Regions from separate parts of the Homo sapiens genome. Here region 1 is linked to region 2. A link is a loop called in an ENCODE intact Hi-C map of the cell type or tissue named here. Cell type or tissue: endothelial cell of umbilical vein. All regions are shown on one strand. Each heading gives the region's core, and the rest is flanking DNA. Links, peaks and the distances in the headings are about the cores only. Region 1 overlaps NLGN1 (neuroligin 1). Region 2 holds the start of NLGN1 (neuroligin 1).

Evidence for each region. Peaks named below come from ENCODE experiments on the same cell type or tissue, not always from the same donor. Only the 100,000 strongest peaks of a DNase experiment are listed, where the experiment ranks them.
Region 1: a loop joins it to region 2, with 16 times the contacts of the local background. A loop is called at or near these places in 2 of 110 quality-filtered maps.

The regions. Positions count from the first base shown.
Region 1 is chr3:173,737,831-173,745,830 of GRCh38, forward strand. All of the region lies in intron 3 of NLGN1 (neuroligin 1), which reads left to right. Among named protein-coding and RNA genes, the nearest start is that of NLGN1-AS1, 180 kb to the right of the region's middle. In endothelial cell of umbilical vein, for the core only: no CTCF peak of the experiment used is centred there; DNase peaks (open chromatin) are centred at 2,081, 4,081, 5,431, 6,881 and 2 weaker places; H3K27ac peaks cover 7,606 bases.
Region 2 is chr3:173,388,349-173,404,445 of GRCh38, forward strand. NLGN1 (neuroligin 1) reads left to right here and starts at 9,396. Exons shown (of 7, transcript NM_001365925.2): 1 at 9,396-9,715. RefSeq lists silencers at 7,250-7,329, 7,350-7,439 and an enhancer at 7,665-8,164. In endothelial cell of umbilical vein, for the core only: a CTCF peak has its summit at 9,575; DNase peaks (open chromatin) are centred at 6,903, 7,263, 8,903, 9,533 and 3 weaker places; H3K4me3 peaks cover 3,703 bases; H3K27ac peaks cover 3,722 bases.

The DNA of each region.
Region 1 (8,000 bases), core at 1-8,000, 350 kb after region 2:
GACTATTTTCCAAAGTGGATGCATCATTTTACATTCTCACCAGCAGTGTATGAGGATTCCAACTTCTCTGCATCCTCACCAACACTTGCTTATCTGTCTGTTTTATTATGGGCACTTAATGAATGTGAAATCATATCTCATTGGGTTTTGATTTGTATTTCCCTGAAGGCTAATGATGTTGAGAATCTTTTGTGTGCTTGTTGGCCATTTCTATATCTTCTTTGGAGCAAAGCCTATTTGGATTCTTTGCCCATTTAAAATTTTTTTTTAAATTTTTATTATTGAATTGTAAGAAAACTTTATGTATTCTAGACACAAGTCTTTTATGAGATACATGATTTGCAAATATTTTCTTTCATTTTATGTGTAGTCTTTTCATTTTCTTTGTTGTAATCATTGTAATACAAAATTTTTAAATTTTTATGAAGTCCAGTTTATCATTTTTTTCTTGTTATTTGTGCTTTTGGTGTCATGTTTAAAAATGCGTTGTCTAGACCAAGGTTGTGAAATTTTACTATGTTTTCTTCTAAGAATTTTATATGTTTTGTCTTCTCATTTAGGTTCATAATCTATTTGGAGTTAATTTTGTGCATGGTGTGAGGAAGGAGTCCAAATTCATTTTTTTACATGTTGATATCCAGTTGACTCAGGACCATTTGTTAAACAACTATTCTTTCCCCAATGCATTTTCTTGGAACCCTTGACAAAAATCATTTACTATAAATGTGAAAAGGTATTTCTAGTTTCTTGATTCTATTCCATTGATTTATATGTCTACCCTTCTTCCAATACCACACAATCATGATTACTGTAACTTTGGGGTAAGTTTTGAAATGGGAAATTGTAATTCCTCCAACTCTGTTTATTTTTGAGATCGTTTTGGCAATTTTGGGTCCCTTGAATGTCCATATGAATTTTAGGATCAGATTGTCAATTTATGCAAAGAGAGTATCTGGAATTTTGATTAAAATGTGTTGAATCTGTAGATCAATTTGGAGAGTACTGCCATCTTAACATTCAACTGCAAGAGGCAAAAACATTTGATATTAGAACATGGAAAACTATAATTTGAGGTAGCTTAAGATAAGTGACATAAAAGATGTACAGTGAAACCCCCTTGCAGATTAAAAGGAGAAGGTTTTATCCATGGAGAAAGAAAAAGACTATTCATGGAGGAGGCTGTTCAAGAAGTATGACATAAACCTTGAGTTGTCTAGGATTTCATCAGGCTGTATTGGAAGAGAGGGGCATTGGTGAGAATATTCAAGATGGCACAAACAAAAGCTCCCCAAGCAGGAACTCATGAGTCGTACTCATGGAACATCAAACAGTTCAGTTTAGCTAGAGAATGGGACGTGTGAAGGAAAGTGGTCAAATATTCCGCTCGAATAAAGGAGACCACATTGTGGGGGCCAGAAAAGCCAGCTTAAGGGGTTTAGCATTTACTTGGTAGGCATTGCAGAACCTCCACAATATTTTGATTGAGAATATACTGTAATACTAGCTTGTAAAATCTGTTAGATGAAAAGCACATGTATCTGTAAATATTTTAACCCGAACAAAAGGCTACCAATGAAAGGTCCAGGCTGTGACAACTAACCTAGTAGATCCTCTTCTGGAAAACAAAAGGAAACATTGCTTATCTTGTCAACGGAAGGGGTTTGCTTATATTAATTCAGGATTTAATAGCAAGCTAAGCCATAGGGAGCTGCTGTCATAATGAAAAACTCCACTAGAGTCCTCCTGGAAAAGGTACTTCTGATGTAAAAGACCTCAGGGAAAGGTTTCTAGAGAATCCATAATTAAATGTCACATCATGGCAAGGGCAGAGGAAAAAAAATGACTCTATTTGGAAAATGGCAAAATATAAATGTCTGGTCAAAATATTTTCGTGCCTTATTTAAAATAAGGCTGACGTTCTTCCTAGTACTCTAGAGTTTCAGTTAACCATCCTCAGTAAATAAACCATTTGTTAACAAAACAAAGGTTGTAAATGCGCTTCTACTTTGCATGGCAAGATAATGCCCATGGAAATTCCTAATTTCTGGGTGGAATTCTTTCATTCTGAGTTGATGGACTGGAAAAAGCTTAACAGATTGCTGCACTACTGATTCATTTCCTAACAGACAGTTTAAACTATATTGGGGATGAGATCATTGTAACTGTTTTCCCATTTTCCCTAATTTAGGTTATTTATTTAAAAAAGAAAGAGTATAGGGGAGAGGAAACAAACCTTAGTTTAAATTTTGGTTGTGTAGCCTCAGAAGAGACTATTAAGATTCAAAAATAGATAATCCTTCCAGATGGGTCCAACTCATTGCAATAAGAACATAAAACATAAAGGACAGTAAATTAGCACACAGTACTTATCCCTGGAGTCTGCCATATGAGCTAACCAATGGAAATTACTGGTATATATGGAACGAGACAGTTAGTTAGAAGGAACTCAGTGATTTTGTGCTATATTAAGTCAAATCATACATTAGGGATAATAGAAAAATTATGAATTCTCTGTTATTTAACACTGGATTCCTACATTCATCACCTGTTTAAGCAAATTAAACAGTAAAAGAATGGACCATATTTTGCACATAGCACATTGTAGGATAGTATTTTGCACAGAAAAAATAAGGCTCTTTTGATCAAGTCCAGACCTGCCAATATAAAACCCATATCTTGGCCAAAGTTCTCCCTCATGCCCTCCCATACCCCTGTTCCAAAGAAGTACTGATTAGAAAGAGAAGAAAATAATTATAGACAAACAGAAAGAAAAATTTGAAGAAAGGAGTAAAAAAAATTACAGCGAGGTTTAGAAAGTTGAGAATATGCAAAAGAAAAGTTATGGTGACAGGCAATGACATCTAAAAGGAAAATGTGCTTGTTTTTGCTCACACCATAGTTTATAGGCAAGGAAGCAATCATGTGTTTAATTCTTGGATGATGAAAGATTTTGGAATTGAAAAATAAAAGGAAAGGATAAATTGTTCTCGAAAACTAGAAAAGCCATGCGTAAGGTGGAGAAGGTAAGGGCTTGCTAGCACTGACAAAGAAGGACCAAATGAAAGTAGATGAGATGTGAAATCAAGGAGTCAGACTATCTTCTGTGACAATTTCAAAGCCTACAGAAAAAACAGCTTTGACTTTATAAAACACGCAAAGTATTATTAGCATACAAAATTAAGCGTTTATGAAAACTCTTAGCATATAGGTATACAATTAGTTATCAGAATGCCTAAATACATGGAAGTTTGATTTAGTCAACATTTTATAAACTAATAGAACCTAAAGAAGATAGTTACCAGTACATAAGTATTACATCTTAAATATTGTTAGAATCAGTGCAGTAATAATCCATTAACTTGCTGCTTGGATTCCATTAAGTGGTATCAATTTTATTCTGTTGCCTAGCATGGCATCTGGCACAGAGCAGACAATCAAGAGCCATTTCTTGAGTTAACATATAATTTCTAGCCCAGGGCCATCATAGAAAAATTGATATTATAGACTTAACGCCCAGGAAATATTTCTTATATACCTACTATGTGCCAGGTAAAAGGGACACACTGATGTTCCAGGGAACTGATAGTCTTTGAAGTGGCATACATGGGCTCCTTAGCATCTTCCTACTAACTTGAGGTCTTCTATATCAGCTTTCTGGGTTTGTTTTTGTTTTTGTTTTTGAGACAGAGTCTCACTATGTCACTCAGGTTGGAGTGCAGTGGCGCGATCTTGGCTCACTGCAACCTCCACCTCCTAGGTTCGAGTGACTCTCCTGCCTCAGCCTTCCAAGTAGCTGGGATTACAGGCGTGCACCATCACACCCACCTAATTTTTGTATTTCTAATAGAGATGGGGTTTCACCATGTTGGCTAGGCTGATCTCGATCTCCTGACCTCAGGTGATCCAACCTCCTTGGCCTCCCAAAGTGCTGGGATTACAGGCGTGAGCCACTGTGCTCAACCATGCTATATCAGCTTTCTGACTCATGGAAACATAATCATGATCCAGCTAAGGAAGTACAAGTTACAAAGACTGAGAAAACGAAGAAAACTTCTGTCCCTGAGGAAACAGAATGTGTTCATACACTGCGTCCCCGTAATGTACGCTCCTTTGTTGGAAGCTGGCCTTCCCACCCCCTCTAGGCCCTCTGGTGAATAAGCAAAACCAGTCTCACTCTAATTTTTACATCAACTAAGTTGCAGAAATGTCAGTTCATTCTGTGATGTTCTCTATTTTTTTCTGAAATAAGATTTGTTTCTTCCTTCCCTCTGCTTTTCCAGGAATCCATTCTTCTCCTTCTCTCCAAGGATAACTATACTACAATTTCTTAAGAATGTATAGTATATCTATTTTCCCTTTACAAGGCTGCAGGCAGTTTTATTTTGAAACTAAAACTCATGGAATTATCAAGAAGGACACTGGGGAAGAAGAGAGAGGGATGTGATTAGGAGAACTCAGATTCTCTTTTAATATTAGGGCTGATGTCGCTGTACTAGGTAATAAATATGTAAATTTTCTGTTTGCCCCAATTGATTAAATGTAATTAACACCTGTTCTAAAATACTTTGTTTTCCTTAATGAAAAAAAGTGAAATTTTTTCAAGCTTCTACTATATTCTATACATTTTATATGCAATGTCTCAACCTTTATTATGATCTTTTTAGGTAGCTTGTATATTCCCATGTCATAGATGAAGAAGCTGAGTGTCAGAAAGATTAAGAGATTTCTTTAATTTCTTTCTTATGCCTAGATATATTATAGCTATATTCTAAGCCTTTATATTTTCCTTCATAACATGTTTTTGGTCATTTAAGAAAACAAGTATTTCATTTTTATATGACATTTTGATGCAACAAATTTCCCCTGAGAGTTCAGTCTACATTTCTTTTTTACTTTCGATTTGTGCTAGACATTTTTGCAAGGGAGCAAAAGTTGTAATTTGTTTTCCATGAAAGTGGCCCTGGTTTTTTCATATTAGTTGATGTTTTAGGGATGTGTTTCCATTGTTTATCCCTAAGAAAAGCAGAAAATACATTTCTTTCATGCTATTTTGTCTAAGTTATTCCTCCAGATTTGAGGGGGTTGTTTGTATTATGTCTATAAAATTATTTGCATGTACTTGTATTTAAATACATACACCCATAATCTTCAATATAGAGATTGCCTGGCTAGACCTATGTCTTAATAACAACTGCATTGCTACAGAAGGCCAGTGTAGGCAATTATTCGCTTTCCTCAATATGCTGAGGCTACCAAAACTTGCATGGAACAGCTATTGAGACCTTTCTCTTGATGGAAGTTTTCTACTGTTGACCCTTAAAGACTCATAATAAACTCACACTTCAGCAATAGATGGTAACAGTTAAGTTCTACGTTCTAAATTTGATTTATTTTTATCATTAATGTTTGATAATGGCTTTAATATTTAAAATCATGCAAGCATCTAACAAGTTGTAACATGTACGGAATTCTGAGTAGCTTGTCCTAGAGTGTAGTCTAAATTATGTTTTCTGTGAGAATGATTTCGTAGTGACTAAGCACCAGCAGCTCAAGGGACAAATACACCATTTACTCTATTATATTATATTATATTTTCTTCTTTGAACAGCTGCTACTTATTATTCATACTACTTCAGTGTCACTGTTAGTGCTTTCTACTATCTAATATATCACAGCATTTGCTCACATTTTTGCCTCTTTCACATAGAATTTGAGAAGAAAAGAAAAACAGGACATTTTCTTTTTAGAATTTCCTCTTTTTCTTCAGCCTTTGAAAATGGTATTGCTAACATTCTGTTTTCTATGTCTAAGTGGAAAATGTTTCATCCTTGCTGAGGTTACAGGGATGAAATAACAGTAGCAGCAAGCTACTGGCCTTTCATTGGACAGTTCGTTGGGGAGGGAGTGGGGATTGTTCAACTGACTCTGGAACTCTGGATGGGGTTCCCCATCTCTCCCTCAGGGTTAACTTCAGTCCATATAATTGCTTTAACTGCCTGCAGAGTTCAATGTTCAGAGACAGACACTTGGATTTCATTTATTCTAAGTTTAATGTTTTATACAGTAAAACATGTCAGAGGAGGCAGTTGTCAATACTCCAATTTCTGAACACTACATATCACAACTTTTTAAATTTAAAATGACTTTATAAATTCAGACAAATAACTCATTATAAATTCAAAATAACTAGTTAGAAATTCAGACAAATTTCTGTTACATAAAGATATAACATGATATAGTAAGGGAAGGTAAAAATTGCATGGATTGGGGCCAAACTAATCAACATTTATATCTGTGCTTTATCCACTTTAGTTATGAAACCTAAAACCATTAATTTTATTCTCTGAAATTCAATAGAATGGGAATAAGAAGATTCAACTTGAAGGGTTGTCATGAGAAATATATAACACATCAGAACAATGGATGCTACTCAATAGGTGTTCAAAAAGTGTTTTTCTTCCCTTCCTTTTCTTCCTCTTCCTTTACACAACATTTATTGAATGCCCAGACACTATGCTTAATTTAAGGAGGCAATGATAAGTAAAAGCAGATGCACTCTCTGCTCACTGGGAGCATATTTCCTAGTGAGGAAAACTATGATAAAGAAACAATCAAGAAAATAGTGAGACACTCTGACTGGAGCAGGTGCTGCAGAAAGGAGGGACAGAGAACAGCATATTTTAGAAGGATTTGAACCTGTCACAAAGATCTGGAAAGACTTCTGTGAAAAGGTAACAACGTAGCTGAGATCCGAGAGATAAGTAGGAGTTAAATAGGCAATATCTTCACTACCACCACCGTTAGAAAGCATGATTGTGTGAACACTAAGCTTCCTTTAATTGTTCAGAGAAGTAAAACCTGCCAAAAATTTTGTAAATCATTAAATTTTGCTATGTATCACATCCTTATCTTTCCTTCTCCCTTTCCCTATGATCTCACCTTTGGTTTCTTGTGGAGGCCACTGATTGGCAGTGGTACTAAAAAAGCTGTTATTTATTTATTTTTTTTTTGACATCTTTGTTGCTCTGCTGGGATGGATCTGATATATCTTATTCTGCTACCGTGTATACCAACAGCAGAATCACACTGATCACTCTTTGTCCGCACTGTCAACTTCAGTTGTTCCCAACATTGTTAATAGACCGCCTATCTTTCCTTGCACTTAACTGAAACTAAGAGGTACTGTTGGATCCATGATGCACATTCTTAATGGCTCATCCCTAACCAGAACTGATGAGCCTTCTGTATGGAGCAGACCGTGGCAAACAAGCACAATGGCAGTTGTTTTCATCATCTATTGTGAAGTGTCTATAGAACTTAGTGACTTGATGTCAGCTCTTGCCATATTTTCTGTGCTCAGAGATGCCTTGCTTGTGACTAATGTCCTCATTACAGATTGAATGAAGAAAAAAGGGAAACGGAGAGCAGATGACAGCCTTCCCCATCCACTGAAAGAACATTCTTTTCCTTTCTTATCTCCATGAACTCACCCCCAAAATGTTACCAGACATCATTTTTTTAAAGTAGTAGATCCTTGGAGATCCTAGTTTATGCTAATTGCATCAGCATTAAGCAATTTACTAATTTAATTAAATAAATTAATTAGCTTATATTTTTTACCTAAGTACATCTAAAGCTTTTTTTTACGAGAAAGAGTTGGTTATTTATTTATTTTAAACAGACAAAAGTTCAAGCAAACTTACAAACACCCGTGTAGTATCAGTAATGAGAATAGGGAGGAAGGTAGTATACATTGTTTGAGACTGAAAGGAATTTTAATTGATGATCATCAGCCCCACACCTAACATTTTATAGATGAGATTATATGGCTTGCCCTAGATCACACTGCAGGTGTTTAGGGAAATCTCCAAGCATCAGGCTAGGTGTTTGGATGCAATATGCCATGGCTATTGGTGGCCCAGTTACCTAGTTCCAGGGAACAGATACTCCAGAAAGAAGCGGTCTGATTTCTTTGTCTTTATTTTGACAAAGGATAATTT
Region 2 (16,097 bases), core at 3,217-11,216:
TAATCTTTTTATCTTTCTGGATGATCTAAATTTCTATGTTTTATCAGTTTGCTCATTTACATCACTTCCTTCATTTGTTCGTTTTATTCCTTCAAAATAAATATGCACTGAATTTCAGTCAGTCCTTGCTCCTTTCCTTCACTGAGTTTCCATTGCCCTCTTTAATTCACTTGTGTTGTTTGTGTTTTGTATATGTGTTTGTTTGTTTGTATATGTGTTTTGTTTAACCTTCTAATTAAAAGCTCTTTGAGGATAGTGTCTCTGCTTTGTGTATTTTTACGTCTTCTGAATATCTAATCAATTGCTTGGACAAGTCTCTTCAGTGAAGCACAGAATATATACAAGTCATTAATTTCTAGAACTTCTATTTTAACAGGCAGGGATAGAAAAGGAATTAAAGTAACATAAACAAATTGAACAGAGACGCAGAGGTGGGAAGCCATGATTTGTAGGTTTGCAGCCTCAAGAATCCACTTTTGCAAGACTGAAGGAACTGGAAAGAGGCTAAAAAAGGGAGAAAAACTGGGAGTAGCATGTGGTGAACTATTATTATGGCTGAAGTTAAAGTTTGCCCAGCAAATTGTTTCACCTTTCTTCTTTTGGTAAGCACCCTAGGCTTTTCCTACATTGGCCTTTACTGTATGTGTAAATCTTGTTGTGCTACCTTACCTCATACAGGGGTATATGATGTGTCCTGCACTTGGTCAATAAAATTAACCCCATCTTCAGTCACAGAAAGGAAAGTGTGACCCAAGCAAAATCATTTTAAGTCCTCCATAGGATTTCTTTTCTGTAGTTAACAAGGTAATTTTCCCTGGGGATGTTGCCCTGAAGAGTATGTCTGGAATTGCTGACAGGCGTCCTGCCCCAAAGGTGAAGAGAGGCTTCCTGAAAATAAAGGCAAGCCAAGGAATGAAGAAAATGAAAGGAGAAAAACTTAAGGACCTCAGTTAAGGCTCTGAATACAATCAGGGTGAGAGCTAAATGCACCTTCAACTTCTCAGTTAGGTAACTGAGTTTGGGAGTTTGCTTTTTTCACTTAATTGGGCCTGAGCTGAGTTTCTATCACTTTCATTATAAAGAGGATGGGTGATGTTGAAAGATGTCTGTATTTTTAACAATGAAATGGAAGATCATCGAACATTTAAAAAAAAGTAGTAATGCACTATTCAACTTCTTTTTGTTGTTGTTGTTGCTACATAGTTCAGACACCCTTTCATCTCTTTTGTGTACTATTGCAATAATTTCATAACTAGCTTCCCTGCCTTTAGTTTTGCCTCTCCTTCCTTATTTCACTCCCCATGTTGCTACAGACAGACTTTTCTAAAAAGCAAATACGATCACACAATTTCCTTGCTTAAAGCTCCCCACTGACTCTGCTTGAAGGGTCAGGTCCAAACTTAATTGTCTGACACACAAGTCCCCTCATTATCTCACCCTGGTTACATACAAGCTCATTTATTTCCCCTCACCTACTTACCTCTCCATGCTCTAGCTAAATTGAGCTGCTTACCTTTAAGAACACATTTTGTTCTCTAGTGAGCTCATGTCTTTAAATATGTTAGTCTTCTGCTTAGAATATCCTTCCCTAGGAAGTCCTTTTGTATTATGAATGAGGGTATCATAAGGTCTAGGTAGGATGCTACCTCAGAGATACTGTAACTTCAAGTTGGAAGAGACCATGTCTCATAGTTCTTTTCATTCTTCAATAATGCAGTAAAAGGTACAGTTGGCACTCAAAGGATTGATGAGTGAAAACTCATTTACTGAATTACATTTTCTCAGGAAGGTACTTAATTCTGTATGTAAATACAGAAATACAAACTTCCAGGACTTAAATGTGATTGACATGAGAGAATGTAGTGTAAATAAACTTTACCAGCATACATACACACAAAACACAATCTTAGCTTTCTTAAGAGCTATATACATAGGTACATCGTAAATGTGATTTTAGGCTTAATAACTGCTTCTATAAATTTCAAGTTCTTAAATAATTACCAAAAATGTACTTTAGAACCTAAAACACACACACACACACACACACACACACACAAACACACACAACCCTAGATACACAGTTGAAAGTACTAAAACTCTGGGAAATGAGCAAATGTGCAACCTGTCATGTAATAAAGTACCATTGGCTCTTAAATGAGCAAAGTATCTTTGAAAATATGGCACAATTGCTTTATGAAAACATTTGGGGCTAATATATGCTCATTCTAAAAATTATCTCAAAAAAGTGGGGTCCATGTCCTGTAAGTATAGCTTTAATGTATTTTATGTAAGACATTCATTTAAAAAATTGTTTTTCAAGGATATCTGAGAAAATTCTTGTGCCTGTATGCTCAATTTTTAGCTAAAGTTAGAGATAGTCTATAATCGTGCCCTGGAAATTTATTATTGAGTCAATTTGGCTTCACACATTAACTGAACTACTTTTAGAGTACCAAAATGAGTCAGGCATACTGTTAGGTATACAGCATACAGCAGTAAACAAAACAAATTAAATTAAGTCCCTGATCTCATGGCACTTATCTTCTGGTGGGTAAAAAAAAGCTGGCAAGCAAACAAATAAATATAATCAGATTATAATAAGTATGTTCAAGCAAATTCAAGAATTTAAGAAGGCAGAGAGTGAACAGGGAGGAGAATGCTATTTTAGATAACAGAGTCAGCGGAGATTTTTAAAAATTATTTATTTAGAGATGGGGTCTTGCTATGTTCCCAAGGCTAGCCCTGAACTCATAGGCTCAGACCATCCTCCCACCTCAGTTTCCTAAGTAGCTGACTACAGGAGTATGCCACCGTGCCTGGCAATATTTCTTTGAAGGTAACACTTGAGCAGAGACCTATACGAATGAGGGAGGGAGCCTATAGCTATCAGGAGGAAGAGAGGTCTGGGGAGAAGGAATGGATATGTACAAGTTCCTGAGTGAGAGATTATTTTATATCTTATAAACAAGATATCAAACGATCCAGAAATAATGACGACACAAGATAGGCTGTGCTATTGCATTATGGGACGTGCAAATTAGTCAGAGAAGAAGGGAAAATGAAAATAATTTCTGGCTCAGGGGATCTTTAAGATAACATTTTTGGTAGTTTTCCAATAGGTAGAGATGGTGATTTGGATAGTCCAAAATAAAGATGTGTGGGATTGAGAGCCTGTTGAGCTTTGGTTCCTAGGATAAGAAGTTTGTATTTCACATGACAGAAAATACAGATTTATTAAAGGGTTTCAGAAACGGGGTTTGACTTTTTCAGGGCTAGATAAAAACAGGATGGATTTAGCCAAGCTGCACAGACCATATGTGCTAGAGGGATGGTGTGTGAATAGACTAGAGCTGGAGACCATGTGGATTCTGGTTAACTGGATATTATGTTAGTGACCCTAGAAGTCAGATTCCGTCTTGTTAGTATTAATAATATCTATATATTTTGTCCAGGTTATAATAAGACATTACCAGGAAGCTGTGCAGGGGGTCCACTTGGCAATGCTACAACTCAAAGACTATTTGGCTCTGTTTTTTCTTTTAGAACAGAAATATGAGCCGTCATTGCCCTATAAACTCTTTCTCAGTATATTATTTATATTTAACCAATTTTAAGTAAAGTACATCTAATTTATAAGGAAACTTGCAAAATAATTTCATCTAAGCATCACATTTTATTAATATTTGTTCTTCCTAAATGCCTTGGGAAAGAAAAACTATGTGCTAATCTCCTGCTGTGGGTCTTTGGGATTTTCCAAAGAATGAGTAATATTCCTGCTTTTTCTTTAAGATAACATGCTATTTAAGTTTCCTTATAGAAATAATTACTAAAGAAAAACATCTAGACAGGCGCGGTGGCTCACGCCTGTAATCCCAGCACTTTGGGAGGCCGAAACGGGTGGATCACGAGGTCAGGAGATCAAGACCATCCTGGCTAACACGGTGAAACCCCATCTCTACTAAAAATACAAAAAAATTAGCCGGGCATGGTGGCGGGCGCCTGTAGTCCCAGCTACTTGGGAGGCTGAGGCAGGAGAATGGCATGAACCCGGGAGGTGGAGCTTGCAGTGAGCTGAGATCGGGCCACTGCACTTCAGCCTGGGTGACAGAGCGAGACTCCATCTCAAAAAAAAAAAAAAAAAAGAAAAGAAAGAAAAACATTTTTCCACTTAACGACCTCTGGACTGAAAGCACGCTGAGTCTACACCCTATTGAGGTGTCTGAGGTACAATTTGCTATTTACACTCAAGCCTAGCTTTCTTTTCCAATATTTTCATTTTCATTCCTGGGAAAAACAAATTTTAACATAACAATGATTAGGTAATAGATTCATGCTTATAAAGTTGATTTCTCTACTTCTCTAGTGATTTTTCCTTATTCTCACTCATAGATTTGTTTTCATACTAAGATTCTTTCGAGAAAACATTTTCAGAAAATGCTAATACTCTGCCTATTTGCTACATTGAAGTCTCCTTCCAAATTTACAAAGGAGCAGACATGTGTAGGCAAGCTTTGTAGGGTTTTTATTTGTGTTTGACTTTCCAGAGTTCCAGTACTCATTTCAAACAATTCTTGACATGGTAAAAGGCAGTACACACAAGCACAGTTAATGTCACAACCTAGAAGGCCACATGATTTTCAATGTAAGTTGGATCAAATCTTCTATATTTTACTGATGTCTTTATCACTTATTCATGTGTTTAATGTCTTTTTTATGTCATCATTCACATTTAATATGTTTAGTCTAATATTAAAGTTAATTAATAGAAGACAAATATACCATAAGAAAAACAAAAGGCAAGGCCAGGCACTGTGGCTTACACCTATAATCCCAACACTTTGGGAGGTCGAAGTGGGAGAATCACCTGAGGTCGGGAATTCGAGACCAGCCTGACCAACATGGAGAAACTCCGTCTCTACTGAAAATACAAAATTAGTCAGACATGGTGGTGCATACCTGTCATCCCAGCTAATCGGGAGGCTGAGGCAGGAGAATCACCTGAACCTGGGAGGTGGAGGTTGCGGTGAGTTGAGATTGTGCCATTGCACTCCTCCAGCCTGGGCAACAAGAGTGAAACTCTGTCTCAAAAAAAAAAAAAAAAAAAAAAGATAAAGATAAAAGAAAAAAAAAGGCAGGAAGGACCTAGGAATCACTCTAAAATCACTAATGACTTTCTGGTTACAGATACCATATATTGCCAACAAATGTCTTTATCAGTTTTTAACACTAATCTAATATCCATACAAACACACGCATGTGTGTTGGTGTTTGAATCAGAAAACATATCATGAAGATACTAAAAATAGAAACATTGAAGAATTACATAATTTGTGTGCCAAGTGCTTTACATGCATTATTTTGGATAATCCTTACAACAATTCTACAAGGTAGGGAGCATAATTATCTCCATCTTGCAGTGGTGAAATTCGAAGTTTAAGGAGATTAAGTGACATGCACCGGGCAATAACAATTTGTCAATCCAGGATTCAAACTCAGGCAATCTGATTCGAGAGTCCCAGCCCTTAACTACATACCAACAAAAGAAAAAGTAAAAAACAAAACTTCTTGCTATGTAATTGCTTTTGAGATCAAATGGTAGGGGATGGGTTTATTTCCTTAAGAGGGTTTGATTGGTATAGTGGGAAAAAAATGAGCAAGGAGGTTTGGCTCATTCGTCTGTATTTACAGATTGTGATAAATGCTGTTTGTGTAACAATTCATTTTGTTAAAATGCTTAGGCTTTTTGTAAAACTAACTCACAGGAATGAGGTAATAATGGCCAACTGATAAAGTGTAGCCATGAAAATAATGAAAAGAACCCACAATAGAACCTATTTAAAATTAATCTCGTACTATAAATACCAAATATTGGAAGTGAAAAATGCTTAGTTATTACCATTAGGATTCTGATATTAACCTCAGCAAATATAGTTAGGAAGTGGTGCCCACAGCCTTGGGATACAAGAGAGTATATAAAACATTATGTTATGTAAATTATAATGGAGAACTTTATAGAATCATCCTTATTTCTTTTTTATTCTTCGCTTGTCAAAATCATATCCTATATCAAGTTAGGTTAACGATGTAATCTCATGAAAATTAACAGGACCCATTTAGGTACTTTCACAAATATTGAAATAGATACTTATTTCTCAACTTTCTTAGGAAATTCCAGACAAATTTCAAAGGGTTTAGGTTGTCAAATTAGACAAACTTGTGCAAGTTGGGCATGGTACACCTGTTACCAAGAATCAGATGCATGTTTTAGTAGAAAGAAACTTCACTTTCTTGGGAGCATTACCGAAATCTGCTGGATTTGTCAACATATAGCCTAAAATTTACTTTTAAAAAAAGAAAAACATGACAAGATAGACTGGATTCTAAAACGACATCAAGACAATGTGGTACTGAATTTCCTCTAAGCCAAAGGAACATGTCATATTTAAGACTGTTTTTTTAAAAATCAGAGCGGAAATGGTAGAACCTTGGTTTCTTACTTACTGTTATTAATTAATGAGTGAGTGATAGGGGCCATTGCAGTGTAAATGTTAAAGTTCCTTTCTTTTACTTGAATTGTGGAGATTAAAGCATACATGAGATTGAGAAATATGAAGCAAGCTCTTAAATGGTGAGAAAAAACATATCTCTAGTTCACGTGTCACTTCTAGCGATTTTTCTACTGCTAGGTTTTCCTTTTGGGGTTACGATTATTACAGGTGGCAATCAGTTAACTTAGTGGTTCTGTAGGCACCGCCCTATCTTCCAACTTACTTACATTTAAAAATTCACACAGAGAGGCTAGTGGGAAGCGGGTAGGTGTAAACAATGTGCTACAGTGAGTCACACCCGTCACAAAAGCCAACAATGATTAGCTGTGATTTTTTTAAAATCACCTATCCAGCGGCAGAAGCTGTGGGCACAGCCAGGAGGAAGAGGCCAAAGGCAGTGGCGTTGCGTTCACACTACTCGCACGGAACAGTCTACAGCCAACGAACGCTTCAATTCAGAGATTACTCTGCCTCTAGCTAGAGGAAGCAGAGGAAAGAGAGGGGAGTTTGGTGGCTAGAGATTTACCAAAAAGAGGGGGGCGGGGGAAAGAAGAGGCACAGTGGAAGGCTGTTGCCTCCAACTCCGCGCTCTCCGTCACCAAGACGAAAACGCCTGGAACCGGAGCACGATGACGCCGAGAAGACAGAAACTCAGAGCGTCCGACGCCTCGCGTCTGGGCGGTCGTGCCCGTTCACTCACACGCCGCTCTGAGTGGTTTGGCGAACCTCACACGTGACTCCCTGGGCCCTTCACCCCTCCTGCCGCCGCGGGCGCTGCGGAAGCTGCGGGCGGAGGACGCTCGGCTGCCGCGGGAGGAGTAAGGGAGGAGGGCGGAACTTGTAAAGGGAGGGGCCATCACCAGCACCAAGTCTGCCACCGCCGGACCCGCGCCCCCGAAGCCCACCCCCACCAAGATCGCGCCTCCGACCGGCGGGAGGGGCGCGCAGGGGAGGGGACGCTGTGCAATAAACCGGGCGGGGAGAGGGAGGCAGCGGAGGGAGTCCTGGCTCTGAGGGGGGCAGGATTGGGTCTGGAGGATGGTCTGGCTTGATTCAGACTCCTGCACCCGACAACGCCACGGAGTGAGGGGAGAGGGAGAGAGAGAAGGTGGCAGTGTGTGTGCGCGCGTGTACGTGTGTGTGTGCGTGTCTACAGGTAGCAGTGGCGGCGGCGGCGGCGGCGGCGGGGACCGGAGCAGGGGACGCATCTGCAGCCACCTCCCCGCCTATGATTTTCGGAGGCGATTGCTCACTTAGCTGAGGATCTGTAGCCCCGGGAGATCTTCTCATCCTCTCCATTTCCAAGCTTCATAGGTGTCTTCCAGTTTCAAGTGTGTGTTTTGGGTATTTTATTTTTAATTTTTTTCCTTCTCCCTCTAAATCTTCTCGGAAATTCTGCATATTGAAGCAGGTGGCTCCTGGTACGAAATCTCTGGATACATTTGGCTTGCCAAGTTTTGCTCTTCGCTGTCCCCTCCCGTTTACAGAAGCATCTGTGGTGCTTTTCATTTTGGATTTACATGCAGGAAACGTATATATGTTTATATACCGACCGCATAATATATAAATACATATACGCGTGCCCAAGGGCCTGGTTTTCGTCTCTCCTCCCCACGAAACGGAATGTTTTGGAGCCGATGGATAACAAGAACACTATTAACATTCTTTTGAGCCTGTTTTTTAAAAGGGGGAGGGAGCGTGAAGAATTGTTTAACATTTGGCCATCGTTTGGCTGCACACTAAGCACCACGAAGTATTTATGGTTGCAGATCAGGTGCAAACGGGGCTTAGAGAGAAAGGTAAGGGAGCTTCCTGCGTCCGCCGAGCTCCGGCGTTTACCTTAATCCCGGGGATTGCCGAGAACTTCCTATTCCCTGCCTCTCCTTCGCCTTCCCCACCTTCCACCCACCCTTCTCTGCTCTCTCTCTTCTGTAAACTCAACCCTTTTCCAATCCCATTGGGGTGGGGGTGGGGGGTGCTGGAGGTATAATCGTCTATTTGAGTTTAAATGCGTCTCTCTTTCCCAGGCTAGTAGCTGAGTTTTCCAATAGCCTTTCTGGCGGTTTTAGGAAATCGTGTCCTTTATAAAAAATAATGCTACCTAAATAAGTGTTTTAAACATCTGAAGATGCCAGTCCCTCACCCTATCCTCTGATGAAAATAAAAGCAATAAAAAATAATGAACTTTAATAAACTGGGTGGTTTTTTTTAAGCGTTGGGGTTCATGGAAGCTCCCAAACGCTTTTTTTCATTTAAAAAGAAAGATAACCAGCAAACAAACCAATCTCAGGAGGAGTCCACAGTGGAGGAGATTCGCCTTCCGTTTCTGCATAAAACCAATACATTTTACTTGGAGGGTAATTTGCCAGAGTTGAGCGAGACGAAGCCGTGTCTAAATAAGTACATGACACTAAATTTCCTTTTAAATCCACCTTTTACACCATGGCCAGTCGCTTGTTTAACTCCCGTTCAAGGGACACGGTTTTCAAACGTGACCTTTTGGGGAGATGTGGGAACTTCCCCTCATTTCTTCTTCTGTGCCGCTAACCTCTTTCCTCCTCCGCGCGGCATCTCCAGCCCCGGCAGTTTGTAAATTGCCCGTTTTGCCCACCCTCCTGGTGGGCGTTCTCTCCCCCACTCCACTCCTGCCCCCTCTGTCCTTTCTTCATTGGCGTCTTCGGAGCAGATGCATCTTCTTTCTTCTTGGCCTCACTCTCCCGTTCCCCCGTCAGTCCCCCCACCCGCGGCTCCCCACTTGCCCCAGCTCTCCTCGCCGCTCCTCCCCGCCTCCCCGCGGAGGGTTGACCCTTCAATTCGGAGTCCCGGCCTGTGGGCGGGCGGGGGAGCGCCGCGGCTGTAAGCCGAGGATCAGGCGGCGGCGCGGAGAGCGCGCCCGGGCGGCCAGCGCCGAGCGCGCGGAGCTGGCGTGGGGAGACACGGCAGGAAAGGCGAGTCGGAGTGGGTGATGAGAGGCCGGGAGAGCCCGTCCGAGCCGGAGAGACCGGAGAGAAGGGAGCGAGCGACTGTGCGGCGCTCACGCTGCCAGAGCCCGGGCGGAGTGCAGTCGCCTCCAAAGCCTTAGAGCGGCGCCCCAGTCACTGCAGCTCTTCACCCTAGAGCTGTGCCCTGGGACCACAGAGACCAAGAGCATGGAAATCGGCTGAGAGGTACAAAAGAAATAAGGAACAGATTACGAGAAAGCGGGGAGGGTTTCCTGGCGAAATACGGAGGCTGAGCAGATGGAGGAACAATGCCGCCTCCAGAAGAAAACCCTTGCCTGAACCCTCGGCGGAGCGCAGAGGAGCTGCTTTCAGCCTTCTGCTCTCCCCAGGCCCTCCGGCTAGTTCTGGGGTTGGTTCCGCCGGTTAGTTTGACAGGGATAAGAAAGTTGCTCTTCTTCCCCACAACGTTTCCTGAGAGGTGGTTTTCAGATCTGTGTGTTTCCAGTCAAGATGTCACTCCCTAGATCCCCCGCGTTGAGCAACTAATATATTATGCATTATTGGGCAATAAACTCTCCTGGGAAGAGAAGGTATTCCAAACATTTAAACCGTTCTCCACCGACTCCTGCCCGCCTCAACACAATGCCTTGTGAGTAGAAATGAAAAACCACCTGAATTTAAAATTATTTAGGTTGAGATTTTGCATTGGGAATAATTTCTTCCAGAGGAGGTTGTTAGTGTGTTATAGAGATGAGGGATATTACATGTCCAATATTTGATTCATTTGTGATAATTCTAAATCATGAACAGTTGGCCTCCACAAAGGTACTATTTCTTTTTGCATTTCCAGGGCCATAGTGATACATATAACACTTGGGAAACGTGAATTCGTATAGTTAACCCAGTATCTGTTACTCTGCATTTTTACAGGTAGTTAATATACTCATTTTCCCTCTTTTTATACTCAAACTCCGGTAGACTATTTTTGCTTAAGTCAATTGAGTTGTCATGCTGTACATGAAAATTACAGGGTCTTAATGCATTTCTCACCATTAATTGTGCTCAATTATTAATAGGATCATAGATATTAAAATGTCACTGAGAAAGGGTATGTGTACCTATGTTTGAGTGTAAAACCTATAAAATGTCTCAGCATTTCTATCAGCCATTGTAACCTAGCAGAACACAAGGTTTTTGAAATGAGCTCAGAAGCAAGGGCCATTCATATATTTAAAATATTAAATGTTAAATGCAAAAACATTAAATTTACTGTGCCTTTGGCAGAGAATGAATCTAAGTCTACTTGCACTGCAGAGTGATTGAGTGATTCACAGAGAAAGTGGAAGTTAATCATTACTCAGGCCTTCTGATTACATGGTTTGATTAAAAGAAGTAACTGTTTTCTGTAAGCCTGCTATTCTGCAGTTAGTCTTCCCAATCCTCTTAACATAAGCAGAAATTGAGGGAGTCAATCTTTCAGCAGATTCTACTAGAGTTCCAGTAGTGTGGAGTAAGAAAAGCTTCTTTAGTTCCCGTCCTTCCCATTGTCTCCCTTCTTCCACCCCCAAAGTACTTGCTGTCAATCTTTTCTTTATTCCCTCAGTATAGTTTTATTTTGTGAAATTTTCCACTTACATTTAGTAATAACATATTTTCAAATGTAAATGTTTGAATGGCTTTGAAGTTGAAGGTGAAATATACACTTAAAGAAGGTAGGCTGAGAACTCCATTGGTTTCATTTGCAGGGTGTTGGAAGGCCTGATGACCCTATGCATTCCTGGATGACTTTCTTGGATCACTCTCCAAAGTCTCTTCCAACTCTGAAATTCTTATATTTTATTCTGCTTTTACTATTTTCACATGGTTATCCAGTGCCAAGATCTACATATCCCTTCAAATTACATTAAACTAGCTGTTTCTGGTTTTCTTTATAGGATAATTAAGTAGCTAGAACTATAAAATACAGTTATAAATCTGAGATCTGAGTTTTTTATAAAATTTTTCACATACATTTTAATGCTATTGACAACTTTTTGTGAGACAATATTAATACAGATATAGCTTTGAGTGACGTATCTCTCTGGGTTTTCATGTATTGAAACAGTTTTTAACATAGTAATGGTTTATCTTGATAATTCTTTATTATTTTTACACAAAGGAGTTATTTCACAAATTACCTAACAAATACTAATTTGTAGTTTTTGTAAGCAAAACACAGTTAAAAGTAACAGTAGTATTAGAAACTGCAGCTGTGTAACATATACCTTTGCCACATTTTAAAGGCTTAGTTTTTGAAGTGAAGTTTGCAGTCGGTTTCCATCTTACTGGATTGTCAATAGGAAGATATGATTTTTCAGTTATGTTTTAATTATCTGTAAATGAAATCACCAAAGTCCAGTCTTCTAGACTTAATATTATTATTATTATTTCTGAAATATAGGTATGATCTTATTAACATTGGCCAGTGGCTCCTTATAGATTATTACATGCCAAAGTCCACAACCCTAATGCCACTCAATGCTTTTCACAATTCATTCTTAAACCTCCTTATGTAGATTAAAACACTGTCCTCCTGGCCCCCCTTCTGAATTCACTCTTTAGTCCATTCACAAGACTCTTAATTACTATTTTCCCCAACACTACATACCATTTTAGGATTTTGTGGTTTGCTTATGCTAATCTTTCTTCATTGATCCATTCCCTGCCCCTCTACCCCACCCCACCAAATATACACCAATGATAGGACAGAAAAACATTTTAGTTCCTTGGGTGGTCTTTCCTTCATCATGATGCTTCCTTCCTGTACCCTTACTCTGAGCTCCCACAACACAGTATTTATACTGGGAGTAGCCCACCTTTCACACTTCTAATGGTTGGCTTTCTCACTGCACAGTGAATTGCCAGAGATCAAAAGACATGCCTGATTTATCATGTCATTCGGAAATGATAGCTTACCTTTATGTCTGAACATAGAGTCTACCATAAATGAATAGTAAATGTATTATTTATAAATATATTTGGCTATGAAGTAACAGAAAACTTGGCTAACCGTGGATTAAGCAAATAAAGCTTTATTTATCTCACATAATAAAAAGTCAGGAGAAGAGAGTTGCTTAAGCATTTTATCAGGCTTCTTCTATTATCTCGAAACCTTTCTTCTCATGGGCACAAGGTCACTGATGTGCCTCCAAACTCGTGTCTGTCTTTGGGGCCCAAAATGGGGGAGAAGAAGATAACAGTATTCTACCTCAGGGTTTCTCAGCTTTGACACTGTTGTCATTGTGGGCTGGATAATTATTTGTCTTTGTTATGGGGGAGTGTACTGTACATTATAGGGATGTGTAGCATCATCCTTGGCCTCTATCCACCAGATGCTGGTAGTGCACCCCACCCCCACCTCATCATGACTATCCAAGTATCTCCAGACATTGCCAAATGTCTCTAAGAGGTCAGATTGTCCCAGGCTCAGAAGTTTTGCTCTGAGATCAGAAGGAAGGAAATTCTCTGTTTCCTACTCTTCCCTACCCCTGTTTTTTTTTGTTTTGTTTTGTTTTTTGTTTTTTTCCCTGCATTATGGTGGTGGCGAGGATCTTTTTGATTTTTTGCTTAATAAGTGGTAGAGGACACATGATAAGATTTAAAAAACAAATAAGAAGAAGGAAGAGGAGGGAAAGAGGCCAAACAAGGCTTCTCTGAGCATTGTGTCTTTTTTTATGGTGTGAACATTCTCCCCATAGACTTCCATTCTCGTATCACTGCCAGACTCTGTCAGCTGGCTACTTCTAGGTAACTGAGAGGTTGGAAGATAGATTTTTAGGGTGACATTTTACTACCCTCAACAAAATCAGAATCTACAAGAAAAGAAGGGGAAATGGATTTGGTTTTGAAAACTTAGTGTTTGCCGTGATGGCAGAGTGAATCAATACATAAAATTCGTCTAAATACTTCAGAAAGGAGAAAGAGTAAACACAAAATAAACATCCATCAAAGAGGGTCGATATAATTTTTCCACATGCTAAATGTTAATAAAGTAACCAGGATAATACTGTGATATTTTTCCTTTTGATGATATTTTACTTAGAAAATAAATGGGCAGAATGGAAACATATAGCGCTTCATAACATTTTTCTCTGCAGACGACATCCCTTCTCTTCCAGTCTATTGAATAAAGCAATAGACTTTGCTATTGATACTTACCAATTATTTAGTAATCATGTGAGAGATGTCAAAGGAAATAAAAATGCAGCTCTATTGTTTCAATATTTCTTTCTAATGCTTGTATTTAGAAAGATAACACATGCTAGTGAATGCAGTAGGTAAAATAATGGATTCTGGTACAGATGTGTTAGCATGGACTATAGTAACTTTAAGATGGGTTGCTTATCTACCTACCATCTACCTACCAATAAGTACTCTTGGATTCTATCATAGGAAATAATTCTGACTTACAAAGATATATTAACATTGCTATGGACGACCAATGATCTTGTCTGATTGATTGTAATCTTTTTTCTTCCTATTCTTGTTTATATTTTCTGTAAGTTCGTTGAATGCAAATTTTTGCTCAACTTTGTATAGAATATAGAAATATAAAAGATGGTGTCTGTTAGGAAGCTTTTGCCTGCAAGTAACAGAGTACCCAATTAAAGGCTTTAACAAAAAGTACATTCATTATCTCAGAACCAGATTCTGGAGGTGTGCTGATCCAGGGTTGACTAACTTAGGAGTTCAAGGATGTCATGGCTCTGGTACGACTTCACTGTAAATCTCTTGAGTCTTTATCTTGGAAACAAGATAAACAATATGATTATCACAGAGCCAAACATCACCTCTTCTCATAGCCCCACTCAAAGCAGAAATGAAAAAGCAGTCTTCTTCTCATGGATATATCTCTTTATCTAGAAGGAAACTTTTCACAGAAGATATCAGCAAACTTCCCTTTATGCCTGAATGACTAAAACTATGTCACATTTCACTCTTAACTTACAACTGTCAATGAGACAATGCGTTGTATGATTGTTTTTGATCATCATGGTCGGTCCCTTGAGGGCTGGGGAAGAGGTCTGTTTTCCTGTGGACTTGGCTGCTTCACACAAAAAATCAGAGCTCTGTTAACTGGGAAGAAGGAGGCAATAACTATCTAGGGCTCCTAACAGGGAGTTCCACAAACAAACTATCTGTCCTTCTCAGATCTCTTAAAATATGGAATGCCTATGTGAAAATTAAATTCATGAAAAAATAATTACATGGCCTTTGAATCCATGGAATAAATGGTGTATATGTCTGGCTGCATGCTTCTGATGTAGAATGCATACTTTCATGATGTTACAGAGTTTTTTTTTAAAATAGAAACTGAATAATTGGAAAATGTAGGAATGTGTACTGCGTAAAATTACAAATACTAAATTATACTATATTACATGTCTAAATTATAAACCTTGCTTTGTCATCGTATACCTATCTATATGATCATATAATGTAAACTATAGTTAAATCAGAGGATGTCCACCTTACCAAACAGATCACGTATCCTCATCTATGTTTGTCATATGATTTCACCATCATAATTCAGAGATAATATGAGAAATGACTGAACCCTTTGGCCAGTTACTCTCATAAAGAAGGACTTCATATATGCTTTGCACAAATAAAAATTACTTCTTTGTTTCTGATAACGGTTTATTTACTTGAGGGGCTCAAGGGAGGGATCTAATTTTCAGCTCACATACCAGTGAGCATCTCTCTCATTGAACATTATGACTCATTTTTGTAAACAAGGAAAGCTTTATTTTCATTCTTTTGCCTGACTTCATGGAAGCTCAGAGCCAATTTTGTGCTCAATTGAAAAAGATGTCCTTAATCATCTTCTTTTACTCTGCTTTATTATTTGGATTCATTTTTAAACTTTAACTTTGTTTAAATATTTGATTATTCTGGAGTTTTTTTAAATCGTAGCTGCTTCAAATTATTTTTTAGAACAAGAAATGATGTAATGAATACATGCACAAACAAATGAGTGCCATCGCGCATCACTCAATACGTGTCTTTTTTTTCCCTGAATGAATGTATGTTTGGAAATTAGACGATACTGTGTTCCGTAAACTGCTGAATTTGTGGCATGAGAGGAGCAATAGGTACAATATGGTGCAATAGGATTTCAGGGAAAAGAGATAGCAGTTGTGCTTGAGTTATTTTTATGGAGATACATATTGTAGTTTGCAGACAGGTGGGAAACTAAGGCAGTGTAGGTGAGATAAATTATAAATAAATTGAATTCATTATATTTATTTTGCTGTATGAGCAGATATAAATTGTGTCTCAACTTTTTTTCCCTCCAGTTTTAGAATTCTAATAACCTCATTGCAATAACTCTTTCTTCAGTATAAAGGATCCAAAACCACAATGTAAAGGAAACATAAACTAGGAAAAGAATGGGGTTGATATCTCTCTCTGTTTCAAAGCAACTTTTGTGATGGATGTTGGTGATCTTCTTGGCTTACCTTCAGTATGTTAGAATGTGCCTTCTGAGCATCTCATCATTCCATTGACAATGCTCTATTTTCAGGCTCCATGCCTAGAGCTGTTTACACCACAGCAACCACCTCTG